Linked DNA regions of Homo sapiens: region 2 is linked to region 1. Evidence: chromatin loops called from intact Hi-C (ENCODE). Cell type or tissue: GM12878. All regions are shown on one strand. Links, peaks and the distances in the headings refer to the core of each region. The heading gives the core; the rest is flanking DNA.

The links. Peaks named below come from ENCODE experiments on the same cell type or tissue, not always from the same donor. Only the 100,000 strongest peaks of a DNase experiment are listed, where the experiment ranks them.
Region 2: a loop joins it to region 1, with 2.2 times the contacts of the local background. A loop is called at or near these places in 2 of 110 quality-filtered maps.

The regions. Positions count from the first base shown.
Region 1 is chr2:215,805,234-215,816,324 of GRCh38, reverse strand. The region is part of intron 1 of LINC00607 (long intergenic non-protein coding RNA 607); the gene reads left to right. It also overlaps the pseudogene COXFA4P5. Among named protein-coding and RNA genes, the nearest start is that of LINC00607, 33 kb to the left of the region's middle. In GM12878, for the core only: no CTCF peak of the experiment used is centred there; a DNase peak (open chromatin) is centred at 4,554; H3K4me3 peaks cover 1,419 bases; H3K27ac peaks cover 1,240 bases.
Region 2 is chr2:215,661,165-215,669,164 of GRCh38, reverse strand. All of the region lies in intron 5 of LINC00607 (long intergenic non-protein coding RNA 607), which reads left to right. It overlaps LOC102724861 (a long non-coding RNA gene), which reads right to left. Exons shown (of 8, transcript NR_187737.1): 3 at 3,720-3,785; 4 at 2,105-2,182. Among named protein-coding and RNA genes, the nearest start is that of LINC01614, 53 kb to the left of the region's middle. In GM12878, for the core only: no CTCF peak of the experiment used is centred there; a DNase peak (open chromatin) is centred at 4,174.

The DNA of each region.
Region 1 (11,091 bases), core at 1,427-9,426:
CTTGGCATAATAAATTCAGAGGGTCCTAAAATTTATTTTCATTTCAATTTCACCCATTTCTTTAAAATCTTTTGGAGAAAGCATTGCAGAAGAATCATGTATTTAGGTCATGTATGTAGGTCAAAATCCCACATTGCTAGGAAGGCTCATTCCTAGGAAGTCATGTCCCATGAGGGGGAAAGTTGGAAAGGACCAAAGCTGAATTATAAAGCAAACACGAGAGAAATGGTCCTGAAACCTGATTCAGGCTGCATGACTGCCTCTTCAATCAAAGAAATTCTTTGAGCGACCATTATTCCAGACTTTTCAGTTGTGCATTGGTTCAATTGCAAACAAATGCAGTAACAGCAGTGTAGACAAAAACAGGACCAAACACCACAAATAATTATAATTACTAGAATAAGTAACAAGTTTTGCCACCAAGTTTCTCAGATCTGAAGCAGCTGCTTAGGCAATCATTTGGAAAGGGCCTTTGATCTGAAAAGTCAGTTATTTGGGTTTTCATATCAGCCATTAATTTAGTGATGTTACCTGATTCATCAGGGATTTGGACACAACACTCAGTTTCTACGTTAGCACAAGCTCCCCCTTGGGCTGCAGCAAGTGTGTCTAAAGCCATACAGTTCTGTAATACAGCCTTTCTCACAAGAGTAACTTCATTGTTTAATAATGAAATACCCATATGGCTATCATTTAGGGCCTTTATGTATCATTGTTAGGGCCTCTACACACCAAATGACATCCTCAATACCCAGCTGTAGTATGAAGATGAACGCTAATAAATGGTCATACCCGTGAAACATAGAACAAACCCAATGAGATTGCGAATGAGGAAAATTGGCAGGTTTTAGCAGAGTATGAACTACTCAACCCTGTGCCCAAGCATATCCCGAGGAATGTCGCCTAACCATCTTGGGGGTAACTGTGACCATAAGTTAGTGCCACAAAGCCCAGATGTTCCATTTGGAACTAACCAATGAATACCTGGTGGTTGTGCCCATTAGGTGGCATGCCAATCAGTACTCTGTCTCTAGTGCTATTGGGACAGGTATGTTTGGTATAATTTCTCTGTTCCAAAAATAAGGTGACAAGCTGACTGAGCTGGCCAAAGAAGGGGGCAAGCCAGATAAAACCATCCCAAATTTGTGTTGTATCATTCTAAAATTGACTTGTCTCAACTCTCAATTGGGGCAGTCTGGTTGTTTCATCTCTCAGGAGGGACAGTACCAGCATGAAAGCTAATGGACTAGTTTCTTTTACCGAGAAGCTCTTACTATGATCTTTATTCCGTAAAGTATTATTAATAGGCCAGTGATGTACATTATCCTTAGTCCTACTAGTGTCAAACATCGATGACTATTTTTGAGAAACACAGATATATTTCTGATATTCTATCCAATCTTTTCCTGGGAGATACCCATCATAATTGGCCAAAACTACTAGAAAGGGCATGAGACCACATACTCAACAAGGATATTTTTGAAAGCTTTTAGCATAGTCTTGGGCACTTTGCAAAGAGAAGTTTGCTTCAAGGGCAACAGCTGGTGATAGCAGAACCAAGACATGAGAACTAAGAATAAAAAGAAGTTTAGTGGGAGCTTGTAAAGGAAAATCTTCATCATCTATTTATTAACGAATGTTAATATTAAGCATTTGTTCAGATATAGACCTGGTCTGAAGCCTTGGGTTTTAGCTGTCTACATCAGATATCATCTTCTTTTCGACCTGGCATTAACTTGAGCTGAGAGTCATCTTCCGGGGAAACATTCCACTCAGGAGATACAGCCTTTTTTGATGAGAAACATGGATCTAGGAGTCTATTTTTTCTCATTTAACAGCACGAGGTTTAGTAAGGGACACTTTGGAAGGGCCCTTCTACTTCGGTCAGAAACAGTCTTTTAAAATATGTCATTTCCAATAAACAAAATTCCCTGGTTAAAGACTGTGAGTCTTTAATTCTTCATTTCCTGAGAGGTCTCTAATAATCTTTTACTAGATTATAATTTTTAGTTAATTGTTTCATAAGGTAATAACAATAAGGGAACATGTCTCCCTTTACAATTAAGGAGTTACAATTCCATGGGGACAGATTCATAGGTTTGCCAGTTATAGCAACAACTGACATTTTCTAAATGAGACTGATCTTAGGTTAAGAAAAACCAATGGAAGAGACTTTGGCCATGGAATCTTTAAAACTTCTGTTATTTTTGCCAATTGAATCTTAATTATTCAATTTGTATGCTCCACCAATCTAAATGATTGGGGATGACACGCACAATGAAAGTGTTGGAGGAGAGGCCAACTTTTACATACTGACTGAATTTTCTGTCTGGTAAAATGAGTACCTCTGTCACTGTGGAGTTTTAAGGGAGCTCCCCAAGTCAGAATAATCTTTCCTGAAAGAATTTTACTTACTGCTAAGGCAGTCAGTCAGTCACTCTTCTACATGGATAGACTTCTAATCAATGAGAAAACATGCAAATAATCACTAGAACATAATGGTATCCTTGCAGTGGTGGCAGCTGAATAGAATCTAATTGTCGTACTTCATAGGGGCCTTCAGTTAAAGGCAAATGTCCTCGGGAACTGTGTAAAGGTTTCCCTAGATTATATTTTGAGCAGATACATGGCAGTGATTGTATACCTTGTGAGCTATAATCAGAGATGGTTTTTGAAAGTATTGTTTTCCCCAAGCAACCATTTCATCAAGGCTCCAATGAGTTGAATCACGTCTATAGGTTAAAAATGACGACTGTAATTCAGCAGGAAGCATAGGTAAATTATTTGGCCCACACCACACCTCATCTTTGGGAGAGTATGTTCTCCTTTTCGTCTTCCAATTTTCCTGTTCAGCTTCTGGAGCTCTGTACTTAGCTCATTTTTTGTCAAATTCAGGTGCTTCTTTAAAAGTTAATATAGGTTACTTTTCTTGTTTAGATGCATTTAGTGCAGCTCTTTTTGCTGCCTTATCAGCTAGCTGATTTCCTTTGCTTTCTGGAGTATCTGATTTGGGGTGATCTGGGATTTTAATAATGGGCAGTGATCTTGGTATAATAATAAGCCTTCTAGCAATTGTGAAATAAGGTGTCCAATTTTTACAGACTGGTCAGAAGTGGTTAAAAACCTTCTTTGTTTCCATAGCATTCCAAAATCATGAGCAACTCCAAAAGCAGATCTGCTGCTTGCATGAATATTAGCAGTTATTCCTTTTGCCAGTTGACAGGCCCTGATTAATGCTACCAGTTCTGCTTGTTGAGTGAATGTGGCTCCTGGAAGGCAATCACTTTCTATTTCTCCCATTAAAGATACTATAGCATAACCTGCACAATAAGTCCCAGATTCATCCTTTAAGTTAGATCCATCTGTAAACCAAACAACATCAGTGCTAGGAAGGGGAGTCTCCTGGAGGTCTGTCTGGGAGAGAGAAGCGGTTGGTTAAGATTTTGCAATCTTGTGCCCTCTCATCTGAAGCCAGAGGTAGAAGAGTGACAGGGTTTAGATGATTGGACCTAGAGATTGTAATGTGAAGGACAGAATTAGGGGGATGCTGACCTTTAACAGTCATCTATATCCTTAATCCCCTAGAAGTTCGCCTGTTCAATACATCGGTTCTACTTGCTTCTGGAGTCTCAATTACCTGAGCTCACCACAGCCTAACATTTGTTGCATATTAAAGCAGTTGTCTTTAATTCAGAAGTGGTTTTGGAGAGCTTTATGTCTTCTTCCTATAGGGAAAGAACTTTGTCAGAGCCTCTCTTGAAAAGGTCTAAGTACCATTGGAAGTAACTCTCCCAATTATTGTTTAATTTTAGAGCTGTTTTTCTAGTTGTGTGTGTAAATAAACTAATTTAGGTATTTCAAAAGTATCTCATTTTGGCCATTGTAGTTTGGTGTCTTCACGGGTTAAGACTATTTCTCTAGATATTGACAGGAGGTGGCCCCATAAGTATTGCCTAGGAATCCAACTGGAGTTTCCATAGGTTGATCTCTCCTTTCAGAAGGAAGATGTGGTTTTACATAGATAACTGCCCATAAATTAAGTTCTTTTTAAGCTGAAAGTGAAAGATGTTTTGGATGTGGTGTGCTGCCCAATGAGGATTACTCCTCAAGGTGTCACCTACGAGTTGCTTCTCCCCTCTTACACATCTTGGCAAAACCCATGAGTCCTGGGTGCTTAAGGCACAGGGAGAGCAGCCTTTCATGGGGCCCCCTGGGTTAAGCAAGATTCCCCCTGTGTTCTTCTTTGAGGATTGCCTATGGGACCATTGCACATCACAAGCAATGAGCTCAAACACTCCCACAGGAACCTAGTTGCCTAAGGTACATTTTGTCCAGGAAGAATAGTGTCCCTTATCTTCAGGATTTATCTTCATTCTGATTAAAAGCTTTTCCCTGGCTTTGGCCACTCAGAAGGGACTTTAGATATGTCAAATGAACCCAGCTTCCAAGTTTAGCCAGTTTTTTTTTTTTTTAATTACAAACTTTGCTTAAACCACAAAAAAATTCACTTCCTCTTTTCAGAGAGAGAAATGGTTTCCTTTCCTGACCATAGTGCGAATGAGAGCAAAGGCTGCACAAACTCTAATGCATAGTTCAACAAACAACTGTTAACCTAAATCTATAGGACAGGCACAGTAGCTCATGCCTGTAATCCCAGCACTTTGAGAGGATCACTTGAGGCTAAGTATTGGAGATGAGCCTGGGCAACATAATGAGACCCTGTCTCTACAGAAAGTAAGTTAGCCAGGCATGGTGGCCCTGCACCTACAGTCCCAGCTTCTCCTGAGGATGAGGTGGGAGGATTCTTTGAGCCTAGGAGTTTGAGGCTGCGGTGAGCCATGAGTGCACCACTGCACTCCAGCCTGTGCAACAGAGCAAGACTCTGTCTATAAAAAAAAGCAAGACTCTGTCTATAAAAACAAAACAAAACACAAAATAAACAAAACAAAACCTGCAAAGAGCAGAATCTCTAGAGAACAAAACCCAAAACCTTACCTGAAAAGCAGAGCTTTAATTCCAGCTCTATTGAGCGTGGAATTAGGTGGCTTGAATAAGGTCTGAATATCAACAAAAATCAGGGAGATTTGAACTTGAAGAGGAACCTCACCAGAGACTCCTCCTGGCTCTAGTGAGGTCGAGTGAACAAAAGTCATTCATGCTAATACCAGTGCCCTGACTGTTGTTGGTGAAATGGTGGGGATCACTGGCGGCTTGCTTTGGGTCCCATCTGGGTCACCAAAATGTCATCCTAAAATAATCAAAAGGGTCAAAATCTAGTTTAAAGTGTTCAAATGCAAAGTCTGAAGATAGCCACCTAGGAAGCACAGATTTCAAAGAATGGAAGTGAGTGTTCTGAAGTGTCGAATTAGTTTATCTTTGGCCAGTGGCAACCTATTCAAGTTGTCTTTTGAATCTTTTGAGCAATCTCAGTAATCTCTGAGAGCCTCCTCGTTGTCTAGTATGACAAAATGTTCTAGGCTCATCCTCTACTTTTCCTTTCTCAGACTTGGAATCAGCCATTTTTTCTTTTTCTTTTTTTCTTTTCCTTTTTTTTTTTTTTTTTTTTTTGAGACAGAGTCTCGCTCTGTCACTCAGGTTGGAGTGCAGTGGCAAGATCTTGGCTCACTGCAACCTCCACCTCCCAGGTTCAAGAGATTCTCCTGCCTCAGCCTCCTGAGTAGCTGGGATTACAGGTGCGCACCACCACGCCCGCTAATTTTTGTATTTTTAGTAGAGATGGGGGTTTCACCATGTTGGTCAGGCTGGTCTTGAACTCCTGACCTCGAGGAGGGTGATCCACCCACCTCGGCCTCCTAAAGTGCTGGGATTACAGGTGCATGATTGCTTTGATTTGGAAATGATGACTAGAAACAGCAATATGAGAATTAAGACTCCTCATTGCTCTTAGGTTGATCTTTTCAGAGGATAGAGGTAGGAAATATATATATATTTTTAAATAAAATACATCATGAATTTATATATATTCAAATATAGAATAGGACTTTTAACTCAATCTTCTGCATCTTACGTTTGTATTTCCTTTCTCTCATGACAAAAATCCTGGTTTCTGATGGCACCAAGACAATTACTTATTTGCTTAATCTCACAATGCACACGACAGTCTCAGAATAACAATACCTACCACTAGCTGCAGTGATTTGATAATTTTAAGATTTATTTGCAGTTCTTTTTGTCCACAGAGTATATCTCAATAGAAATTTATAGTCAGTTTACAATGTTTCAAAGTCATTTGGAATAGTTCCTCTATGTGGTTTTGCCATCCATCTGATACACAGTTGTATTTACTTGACTAATTTTGCTCTCAATTGTTAAGTATCTGATTTTGTTATGTTTAATTTTGTTTTATAATTATGCAAAGTATTTACACTGTACCAAATTCAAATATACAAAACAAGGTATATTCATAGAAGTATTGCTTTGACCCTGTCCCTTCTTTTTTTTTTTTTTCCCTCACTCTGTCACCCAGGCTGGAGTACAGTGGCATGATCTCAGGTCACTGCAACCTCCTTCTCCTGGGTTCAAGCGATTCTTGTGCCCCAGCCTCCCGAGTAGCTGGGATTACAGGCATGCACCAGCACGCCCAGATGGGAAACTCCTTGTCTACTAAAAAAATACAAAAAAAGGGGTCTCCCCATGTTGGCCAGGCTGGTCTTGAACTCCTGACCTCACTTGTTTTACCCACTTCGGCCTCCCAAAGTGCTGGGATTATAGGCATGAGCCACTGTGCCTGGCCCTGCTCCTTCTATATAATTCCTTCTTTCATCATAGATAACCATTTAAAGAACTGTATATGTTAAGCCTTCCCTGCCTTTAAAAAATTTAAGGACTTGTCTGAAGATGACTCCATGGTAATATAGAGATAATTCTCATTTCTTTTTTGTAGCAGGCTTGTACTCCATTGTATGGCTGTATCCTGATTTATTCTTTATTGAATCCATTCTCCATTATGGATATTTGGATTGCTTCCAAGTTCTTTATTATTATTAATGGTGTTGCAATGCATGGCCTTGTGCATCTTCTTATAGTTTTGCCAATGTATCTTTTGAATAGATTACTCAACATGGTGTCGCTGAGTAAATATCTAGCAAGGTATCAGCAAATCTTCCTCTGGAAGAGAGGTGAAATTTTGCATTCCCACCAGCAGAGCAAAAGTGCTTGCTTCCCCACAGTCTGGTCAACTGTTTATGTGATCAAACTTTTGGATTTTTCCCATCCAGTGATAATTGAGAACTAGAATCTCAGAGAAGTGTAAAATTATACTTCTCTTACTATTAGCACTGTTGAGCTTTTTGTAGGTCACTTGAATTTGCTTATCAATTGTTTCTTAGTTTCGTTTTACAATAGAGTGTTATCGGTCTTTTCTTCTCAAATTCTAAAAGCTCTGTTTATGTGAAGAATAATCGCTTTGGGTGACGTAAGTGGCACATATTTTCCCCAGTTTGTCATTTGTCCCCTTTTTACATTACTTATGACACTTTTCACATATAAAGGTTTCTAACTTTATTTTATTTTTTACATCGTCAATTGTATCAGTCCTTTCTCTTTTTACTTCTGGATTTTGAGTCATGATTAGGAACATTTTTCCAAGTGTCATGTAATAAAGCAATTCACTCATGTTTCATGTAGTATTTGTATGGTTTCATTTTATTACATTCCTGATACACTTGGAATTTATCTTGTTTTATGGTGTGAGAAATGGATCCATTTCCTCCTTTTAAAGTATAGCTATCTATCTGTTAATAGTTGTCCTAATACTACTCACTTAAATGTTCATCTTTTTCCCACTAATTTGAGGTGCTGACTTTATTATATGTTAAATTTTCCTATGCAGTTGTATTCATGCAGGGCTTTCTGTTCTACTGAAAGTATCACTAAGGGTTATGACGGAAGTTTGAATTCTAGTTAAATGAATAAGCAGGTCCTGTGTTGCCCAGAGCACAGGAGAAGAGGTATAAAGTGGTATTAGCCATTTTCTCTGCAAGGTAAAAGACGTGAAACATTTTGGATGTTTAATGAATAGTTACATGAGTGACTCAATTAAAAAAGTAAATTAGTAAATGATCAAAGAAATACACTTGAGATATATATTTGGAACAGGACAAAGTTTCTATGAAATAGCAATTAGTGACAATGCAGTGGTGGACAGTATAACAGGGAGAAAATAGTAGTATTTATAATCTATCTGCTTAGAAAAAGAATAACTTTGTTGCATATTTTAAAATGTGAAACTCTGAGAACTTGTGTGTAAATATTAAAATATACTCAGATAATTTCATTATATTGAAAATTCTTATTACTGTATTGAAAATAAACCAATGATGAATCCTTTAGTGGAGAGAATCTTTTTTTTTCAATTGTGAATAATTGTAATTTAAATGAGATGTTTTCTTGGTTCAAATTTTGTGTGTAAGATTTTTTAATAGTGAGGCACATTGACATGTTTTGAAAACAGAGTGTAACAAAAACAGTGACCATTTCTCCTTTGAGAATGAAAATAATGACATAAAAAATAATTAATCTAGGTTTTCATTACACTGGGAAGACAACTCATAGACACCATTGTCCAGAAATCTGTGACAAAACGCCTAATTAGTGTTTCTTATCTAGCTTGGAAGTAACAGCCAGAACTCTGAAGGTGTCATCCTGACTTTTGAAGGATTTTACACATAATTCAACATAGCTATGTGTGAAGAGCTCTTCACACATCTCCGCCTTTCTTTTGTAGTTCAACATACAATACTACAAAAGAAGTTAATAAATAGTTCTGTAAATAAATTACTTTAGGAGGTACACAGGGAAATTAAAGAACAGGCAGGAAAGGAAGGAAAAACATTAAGCGAGAAGGAAAATTGACAAGATTGAGAAAGGAACTTCTCCATCTGGCGAAAGATTCAGGGCTCAAAATTCCCTTTTCAGCCATGGCTGGAGTGTGTGGAAGAAATGACAAAGCTAGTCCTCACTAAGCACCTGGGGAACAGAAGGGCTCTTTCTATGTTGTTAGCTTTGCAGTAGTTCTCTGGATTTTCTTGCTCTAGGATGTTATAATCAAGACATATTGAAAGTGTAGCCTCTCTTTTTTTATAATCTTGTGATTCTCAGAACCAGCAGTAAGAAATGTAGAAAGCAGTGAGATGAAAAATAGCTTGGGAAGAGCAGCCTACTTTATTTTCTCTTAAAGCTTGAAAATATTTTTGTTTTATTGAGGGGCTAAAGTTTGGATTGGCCCAATTAATATTCATGTGGTTTTACCACCCTTACTAAGTATACTTAACCTCTCCTTTGGACATTTTCCGTCTCTTTATTTTTTATTATTATTATTTTTTTTAACTTGAACTAGCCCTTAGTTTCACAACATTGGCTGCCCACCCTAGGGGCATGAAAGTTACCTGAATTAAGTTTAACTCTAAAACATACAGTAAACCTTTTAAATTTGGTCACACTTGCCTCTGAACCACTGTTAATATAACTAAATGTATGCCAAAGTTATTCTGAAAAGCATTTTTTTCCCTATTCTTTTAATCCTCTTATGTCAAATGGATAAGTGAATTTGTAGAGTATCATCATTCAGATTTGTCCTTGTTCTTCCTGCAGTTTGAACTATAATCTCAACCCCAGAAAAGGAAAAACTTCTTCCAACATGTTTGCAAATAATTTCTCTTGTCTATGAAAAATTTTTTGGCAATAATGAGGGAATTATATGGCTTATGGACCCAGTAAAGTTTTGTGCTGAATGTCAGCTGAGATGCGTGGCAGAGGGGCCAAGTGAAGGCCAAGAAAGCAGGTAGGGAAATAGAAAATATTTTTGGTACTCTTGTACAACTTAAATTTGCTACAATAGCTTTGTAAGACCCCATTGCGGGAAGATTCTCTGGTGGGACTTTTTCTGCATCTGGGAATTCTACCATGAATTTCAGGTCTCAACTAAGAAAAAATCTTCACTCAACTTGGTACTCTGGACTTTTCAGGTGTTGTGTCTTTTTGAGGGCAAGAGAATAGGATATTTTCATTTACCAGCTCCCAGAAAAGCAAACATTATTATTTGAAGGGGTACGTGTTACAGGAGCATCTCACCATGTGTTTCCCCTTCTGATATATATATATACATATTTTTTTTTTTTTTTTTTACCTGAGACAGAGTTGCCCAGACTGGAGTGCAGTGGCGCGATCTAGGCTCACTGCAAGCTCCGCCTCCTGGGTTCATGCCATTCTCCCACCTCAGCCTCCCGAGTAGCTGGGACTACAGGCGTCTGCCACCACGCCCGGCTAATTTTTTGAATTTTTAGTAGAGACGGGGTTTCACCGTGTTAGCCAGGATAGTCTCGATCTCCTGACCTCGTGATCCGCCCACCTCAGCCTCCCAAAGTGCTAGGATTACAGGCGTGAGCCACCGCGCCCAGCCCCTTCTGATATATTTTAATTCATTTAAAGGTAAGCTTAGAAAACAAATATTAGGGACAGTTTTAAGGGGTGATGATTTTGAAAGTGAAAAACCCTGGGGCTAGGACTAGGTGTGGTGATGATTTTTAAAAATTCTTTTATTCATTTATTATGCAGACAACTATTCAACACCTGTTCTATGCCAGGCACTGTGTTAGCTATTGGGAATAAAACAATGGCCAATATAGTTATAGTTCCTGCCTTTTACAAGGCTTAGTATCTAACAAGGAAGTCAGATAATTAAACAAATAACAACGTAAGCGTACATACATTTTGTGATAGATAATTATGTAGTTTATCATTCAAACTGGGACCTGAAGATGAAGGGGGAACTCTCAATAATTATGCTGGGCCAAGAGGTTTACACCGAGATCACCCTGGGCAAAAGGAGATGTTTCTGACCTTAGGGTTAAGAGATCCAGAGATGGTTACAGGACTGTGTATAAGGATCGCTTAATCCAGTCTGTATGTGATGATGGTGGGAGAAAGATTTTTAGGAGGAAATTACGTTGTTACTCATAGGACTGCCTCTTCAGGTGGGTTCTCTCCTGCGGCTCTCTAATGACTGCCTGTACGTCTGGAAGCCAAATGCTTCATATTTGTAAGACCAGCTGGGAGAAAGGAGTCTGCTAC
Region 2 (8,000 bases), core at 1-8,000, 150 kb after region 1:
AGCTGGCACTAGGAAGTCTCAATACCACGTCAATTTCTGCCTTTGAATTTACCTTGTGTGCATCTCTACCCTGGAAAATATGTCATTTTATGCTTTATGTCAACCAGGTGGTAGAAAATTGTGTGGGGGGTGGGGGCGGAGGGGTGGAATTCTTCTTAATTTTTCACTCCTGCTGTCTTCATGGCCAAACCCTATTATTCTGCTGTGGCTGACTAGTACAGGATTCTGGAGTAATAAATAATTTGTTTCAGTCCCTCTTACGTTTTCTGACAAATTCTCTATCAGGTTTTGCTACCCCTGTTAAGGCATTAATCTGAAGTGTCGCCTGCTGACGCTAGCAACTGTTGGTATAACCTGTCACTGCTTACAGAAAAATCCAAGAGAAAAGACATCAGATTCAAAGGGTTCCCCTCCAACTTCTTTTTATATCGCCAGTGCCAAAACAGCGTATAGCACAACTTGGCTGTAAAGAAGAAGTGCAGGGACCAGATTTCACTATCATTAAATAAAAAGAGCCATCTGGGAAATCTTGGTGTCCTTAGCAAGCTGTCATTGACTCCTCTCCAGCCTTCTCTTCCAAAGCCAAGGTTTCCTTGGGATTGTTATCATGAGTAAAAACAGCTGGTTTTCCTCCTATGAGGATGCTGTGTGTGCCAAGCACAGAGAGAGCTCAGAAGGCAGCCGTGTACCAGGTTGCCTCGCGGTGGGGGTGTGCTGGACAGTTATCAGGTGTTTCATCACATTCCCACACAGTTCTCAAAGAAGTTTTGGAAGCAATTTCATCCACTGGGGCATGATAATGAGGAAGAGAGTTCTCCTGGCCTGTAGCACATATCTCCTCAAATTCGTCATCACCATCAAAAGGTTTTCATTTACACCTTTATGCATCTAGTGCTTTGGTGTAACAGTGTAAGTGGAAAACATTGGGGGTAAAACACTTTTTGGGTGTGAAAACGAGAATTTCCTTGGTTTGCATTGTTTTCTATATCCCTTTAATGCCGCAACTTGGAAAGTTACATGCCTGAATGAAAGGGGGTTACATAGTCCCAGAAATTAAGTTACCAGATGTGATTTTAAAGTATGATATAAAAATAACCTGACATCAGCATTACATCTAGGCAGGAATGCTGTCAGAGAACGCTACGTTAGAAACACTCTCCTTAAATGTGTTTTTCTGCAACTAGTCACTAAAATTGGCAGTGATTTCTTGTGCAGTGTAGGATTTCTCTGTTTCACCTTTAATCTCTAAAATCGGTTTCTAAAATAATGTCACTTGTGGGTGAATGTGGGCCGCTGCTGTAGAATTAAATACCCTTCTGTTTCCTTTCGGGGAATCGGCAAGACAATCACCTGGGAACACTGGACCAAATCTCCCTGGACTGTTGAGATTTATTAGGGCAGCTCTCTATGGAGCCAGCAAATCTCAGATCTCTGGCAAATGGACCATGTGCAGACTGAGAAATGTCACCATCACACGTTTACACATTCACAGAAGCTTTGTCTGATTATCATTTAAGTCTTTTGGGATGAGCATTTCTTTCCAATGCTAGTAGGTCAGATTGCCCTTATGAACTAGGATATTGAGAGCCTTTAAAAATTAGTTTTTAGGAGTCCTGAAATGCTCCCTTTTCTTATATACTGCCTCAATTACTTGTTTTGTTTTCTTTTGTCCAATGACTTATGTTGAAATCCACAGTAATTTTTGTGGAAATTACAGTGTCTTCTAAGTCAATGGGAACAACTGGTTTTTCTCTGCTTCCCCACTGCTTGAAAATCAGAGAGAGCTCAGTCCTCAGTGTTTTTGTTTTCTTCTGGACACTTATGTAATTGAATTAAGAAAGGATTCAGAGGCAATAGATGGTAGAAGCGACTTTATGCAGCGAGAAAATGAAAGGTTAAGGAGAGGAGGAAAACTCTATGAGAGTGAAAATAGAACTATCTATCTGGAATTATATCACATGATGTGCCCCTTTCACTGAGTGATCTTTGGCACTTTATTTCAGTAAAAATAAAATGGCAGGTTGAGCATTGTTGTCCACTATGTTAGGTTTTCCTAACCCTGACGTATTTCCATTATCAGTTTCTCAAAGTGTCAGAAACTCACCAGAATAGCCTTCAGGATGTCCTTCTTTTTCTTCAAAGATACAGTGTGGAAAATATGGGTTTAAGGTAATAAGAATTTCTGTTGGAATGCAAATATATCATCTATGAGGAATAATTTATTAAACCATTGTTACCCTAGAAAACAATAGTGTATCAGATTGCATTACTTAGCTAACGGAATTCTAGGAGAATGGGATGAAGGAAAGGTCAACTTTGAAGAATGTTTGGTGTTCAGTTTATAGTGGGTTGACTTGATGGACTGTTATTTTGGAAAGGTGATAAGGGTGATCCTTGGGAAGGGAAGTAAGAAGGAAAACAGAATATACTAAAGATACTTATTTACTCAAAATTTTGCTGAGAGCTTTCTCTTATTTTAGGTGAATGCACAAATGGAAGTCTTAAATCATTCAGCATATGAAAAATCTGAAAATAGAGAACTAAAAGTACAAATTTCATTTTGCTAAACTGGTTGTGCATTTATTCTAAATTAAAAATAGACAGGGCCATCCTTGACTCTTGACCCAGTGCATTGTGTGTAGACAATCTGCAGAGACATGAGGGTCTACTTTCCTATTCAAAACTAAGGAGGATTTTGGAGACAATCCTTCTTGTGAATAGAGCAAATAATTTAGCTCCTAAGCATCCATCTAAAGCAACAGTAGCTTTCAGTGGTTGTTTTAATAGATTTACACTAATGAGATAAAGCCAATGTGATGATGTCTGTGATTGTTTGTTGGTCTAATCTAAAAGGTTACATGCTTTTGGCATTTCAGTATTTGTCCACAGTCTACAAAATTCTTTACAGTGAATCTTCAAAGAAAAGGACAGGGGAGAGGTGAAAAAAAAAGATCAATTTTCGCATGTTATCATCAGGTTTGGTGGCAAAGAATGTTAAAAAATCTCAGCAAAAGTGTAATTTGGGATAAACAGCAGATTCAATTTAATCATATTTTCTCTTTCCCCAATAGGAAAGATAATGAAGGGTTGGCTGTTGACATTAGTCAATAGACAACACTTATTATTCCTGTGCAGTGAAGTGTTTCATGAGGAAGTGCTGAATAGGTAGACAAAGAAAATGAAATGTCCTTTGATGAAAAGACTAACACAATACAATCAACGGTAGAAATCTTCCCACCAAAATCAATAAAAAAGAACTGTGTAATATTTTATTTATTTATTTTTTTGAGACAGAGTCTCGCTTTTTCACCCAGGCGGGACTGCAGTGGCCCTATCTCGGCTCACTGCAGGCTCCGCCTCCTGGGTTCATGCCATTCTCCTGCCTCAGCCTCCCGAGTAGCTGGGACTACAGGCACCCGCCACCGCGCCCAGCTAATTTTTCGTATTTTTTAGTAGGGGTTTCACTGAATATTTTTTTAAAAAAATAATTTGTCTAGATCATCTGGTTAAGTCTGAAGTTATGAAAACACTGTACCTAGAAAGTGACTTTTTTTTGGTTATAAATGGTAGCTATACAGTGGTTGAGAGAGTATGGACCATGGGAATTTTGTAGCAGGCAAGAAAGGTTAGAACACTATCAGTCCTATGAACTGTAGAACTTGTGGCAAGCATGCAATCTTTCAAAAAATTCATTGAAAAAATTTCACTGAAATCCATACAAAACTCGTAAGATGTGTCAACTTGAAAAGTTTCATCGTCATCTTGGTTTTAGATGTCTGGCTTAACTGTAAATTGAAAGAGAATCTTGTTAATTGTACTCTATCTCACCAGAGAGACAAAAGTAAAATATGTCATAATGTAATTGAGGCCTCCTTTCTTTCATCCAGGAACTTTGGACTTTCATTTTTTTTAATGTTGAAACTGAAATGACTTTTATTAGTTAATTTTGTGTGCCTTATAGTAACACCATCCAACCCTCACTTAGAAACTGAGACACTTCCAACTTAAAAGCAACATTTAGGCAAATGGTGAAGCAACATTTTTGGGGACTCAAGTATTTAAAGGTACTTCCTTACAATTCTTCAGTGTCTCCTCACAGTAAACATGCAGCTAATTTCCTGTTCTCTCCCAAGTGTAAAACATTAGTCAGTCACTTAGCTGTTCCCTTTGGGCCAGAGGACCCGTCTCATTTAGATGAGTCATTTTGTGAGGCTCTGAAGCAAGTTGGTGGTGAAAGAAACTATTCTAAAAGGGATTTTGTCAGCATGGTTTGCACAGCTAATTGATGATGGCAAATCTTAGAACCTTAAGGAGGCAGATACTTGAGTAAAGTGAGCAAAATGGGGCTTTCAAATCTACTGTTTTCAAAATATTTTTCCAACACACTTCCTATAATACTTTAAAAAAAAAGACATCATTAAGATTCTGTATAGACATAAAACACTTTCTGATTTTTCACTTGACTCTCTGATATATAATCTAAAACATCTAGAATATCATGGTACATTTAATGTAAGTAAGTCCTGCTGGACCTATGGCTAAAGAGCTAGGCCCATCCATCTATGAATATTTTATGGCAAATTTTACTATAGAATTAAGATACTTAAAAGAAAAGCAATAATACAAATGTGTGGGCAGAAGATCCTCCTAACTCAGTGTAAAATAGTGATAACATGGAATTCAGGGTGAGAAAAGAGAGGGTTTGCTTCCAAGAATTATCGCTCTGTCTCTCTCTCTCTCTCTCACACACACACACACACATACACACACAGTGGATTAAATAGGACCAGAGTAGGAGAATTTACTTTTTCCAAAGTGTGAGAATCCTTCAATTTCCTCAAGTTCTTTCCCTCTATAATAATCTCTTTCAGACTGTTTTCCTTCTGTAATAGTCCCCCTTAGTAGCCTCTCTACAGTACTGATGCAGACAAACTGATGGCTAAGTAAGGTTTGTCTTTGGTATTCCCATTCCTGTCCTCTTTAGCACCATATTTTCCAGTTTGGCACCATCTTTTCCAGGCTTTCTTGCTATCTCCACTGATAAGACTTCTTGTTTATTTGGTGCCTTCTTTCAACCCTGACATCTTCATCTCAAGCAGTGTTTTACTCTTCCAACTTCCACCAAAGATGATGTGTTCTGTGTGTTGTCTCAAAGTCTTGATGGGTGGCTGAGTCAAAGATATACACTTAATGAATTGTTGGTGCTAAGATTTTAAAAGACAGTTAGGTCATAGTGTGTTTCCATGCCTCTAATTGAAAAGGCCAGTTTGAGCCAATATTTTTTAATCCAAAGGATTGGCTCTAACTGGATTTGACAGGCTCGTGGTAGACAGATCTGTAGGTGAATGGGTCTTTGTTTCCTTAAAACATGTCTTCTAGGTGACTACCTACCCCACTTGTCTCAGGCAGGCCCCCCTCCTCTCACCGAGTCCTGTACCTCACATGGGACCCTGCTAGAAGGTTTGGAATACATCTTCGGTGCTGGGGGTAGACTCCCCTCTGGTTCTCTATGATAGGAACTCTGTTCTGGGGCTTCTCAAGAAGCGTGACTCAGTGCTAAGTCTAATTTTTTTTTTTTTTTTTTTAGCCAGAGTTTTGCTGTGTTGCCCAGGCTGGTATACAGTGGTGCGATCTTGGCTCACTGCAACTTCTGCCTCCCAGGTTCAAGCGATTCTCCTGCCCCAGTCTCCCAAGTAGCTGGGATTACAGGCACACGCCACGATGCCTGGCTAATTTTTGTATTTTTAGTGGAGACAGGGTTTCGCCACGTTGGCCAGGCTGGTCTCGAACTCCTGACCTCAGGTGATCCACTCACCTCGGCCTCCCAAAGTGCTGGGATTACAGGCGTGAGCCACCATGCCTGGCTGATTCAGTGCTAACTCTAATTAGAGGCCATTGCTGACCCTGTAAAATTGGTAGACACTTAAGGCAGTTGCTATTTCTTCCCCTTGTCTCAACTGTTTTACTCTTCCTTTTGTGTTGTTTCACAGTGAAAGCATCATCAGAAGCAGTTAAAGTGACAAATATTGGGTTAACCAGACAGTTTCACGATACATCTCTCCTTTTCCCTTTTTATAGTGGACACCTTTGAGAGTGTGAAGTTGCCATCCACAGAATAGATGATCTTTGAAAACCTTGGAGAGAAACATCTTTCAACTGCTTTTGAGGGGAATAAACATGACACAGAAAAAGAAAATCTGGGAATGCCTTTTTCTAATGCATTTGACTGTCTGGCTGTCTGACTTCCAAAACAGTTGGAGCTATAAAATGTTAAATTTGGCTTAAGGAAGTCGTCAGTGAGAAATACTACCCCAAGTTTTGAAGAGGAAAAAAAAAAGTTAAAACATGTATTAAAAGTTAATAGTGGCAAAATTTACAAGTCTGGGCATGTAGAGATTCAACACTTTCAATCTGCTAATTTGCCAAGGCATAATTTACCCACACAGTTCATAAACACATTTAGATGCTCAGAAAGAAACACGTGATCTTCTTGAGATTTATAGAAAATGGACATATCAATTCCTTCCTTCAGGGAGTCTGCAATCCAGGAGGCGGAAAAAAATGATGCATAATTTGTAAGTGGACATTGGTGAAAGAGAGTGGACAAATACTGAAGGGCTTAGTTAGGAAGGATGCCTTACATGTCAGGAGTTCTTGTATTTAGAGGTGGGCATCCGAATTATTACTTTAACTCTGGGAAGGATTTGGCACCTATACTGAAGGAGCCGACAGCTGTTTCCATGACTTGAGTTGTTTAGAAAGCTTTAGGTTCTTAGAGCCTATGGATTAATGTAGAAGAATATGGGTTGAAAGGGATGCAGTGAATGTACAGGTCAAGGACACAGCAGCTGGTAACTTACACCCAGCTGGAGACAAAAGGTCTGACTTTGTTCACGGGAGAGTTTAGAGACATTTAAAGAGAATGAGAAACTTCTTCCCCTATTACTAAAACAATGTATATTTATTGTAGAAAGCTTGGGGACTCTAAAAAAGCAGAAATTATAATAAAAATTGCTTCTAATCTCCCCACTCAACACAGCCACTGTTAATATGTTCCTGTAGATCTCATATCTTTTTTCCGCCTATAATTACCTAATTTGTCTTTAATAAGAACGGCATAATTCCTATTACATGTATTTTTTGAACCTGCTTCTTTCATTTCATGATATATCTTCAACATCTGGAAAGAGATTTCTGGAAAAGTGGTATTTAAGATTGGCTGAAGTAGAGAAGGGACTGGAGAGAGGGACGTCAGTAACAAAGAAACAGAAAATCAAAGACTTATTAAAGGGTCCTCAGTCCATGGGGAATATAACTGTCATGGGTGAACCTTATTCATTTAAAAGGCTTTAATAGATCAAAGTTCTGGAGGCTGGCAAAAGAATTCAGAATCAAAGACCTGGTTTGGGTCCCAGGTCCTTCCCTTACAAGCTAAGTCCCCTCAACAAATTCCTAAACATCTCTGGGCCTTAGATTCAAGAAAATTAACTGGGCATTTTATCACGGGTCAAAATCCTCGATGCTTTCATACACACATTCTGATTATCCTAGCAATAACCTTGCTAGGGAGGGATTGTTGACTGCATTCTGTAGGTGGATAACTAGAAGCTCCTAAAGGTTAATTTTCCCAACAAATGGCAGAGCTGACACCCAAACCTGGTTCCAGGTCTCTTCCCATAACATCCTGGCACTTATCTCATCCCTCATACAGAAAACAGGGCTAAGATTACATATCCTCCCTACCTCACAGTGTGTTGTGAGATGCAGGACCTATTGTATATAAAACTTTTTGTAAAGTATTAAGCACAGAAGACAAATTTTAGCTATCTCAAACAAATCTCATTTCAAACCATCCACTTGAATGCATATTTTGATCTTGAATCGACCCTTCAGACATAGTGCCTTGTGTATTCCCAGAAAGGTGCATTTAGGTCACCTGAATATGAGCTTCATCTGGCACAATAGTTTCTCCTATTTCATTTCTCCTGTTTTTCCCAAGG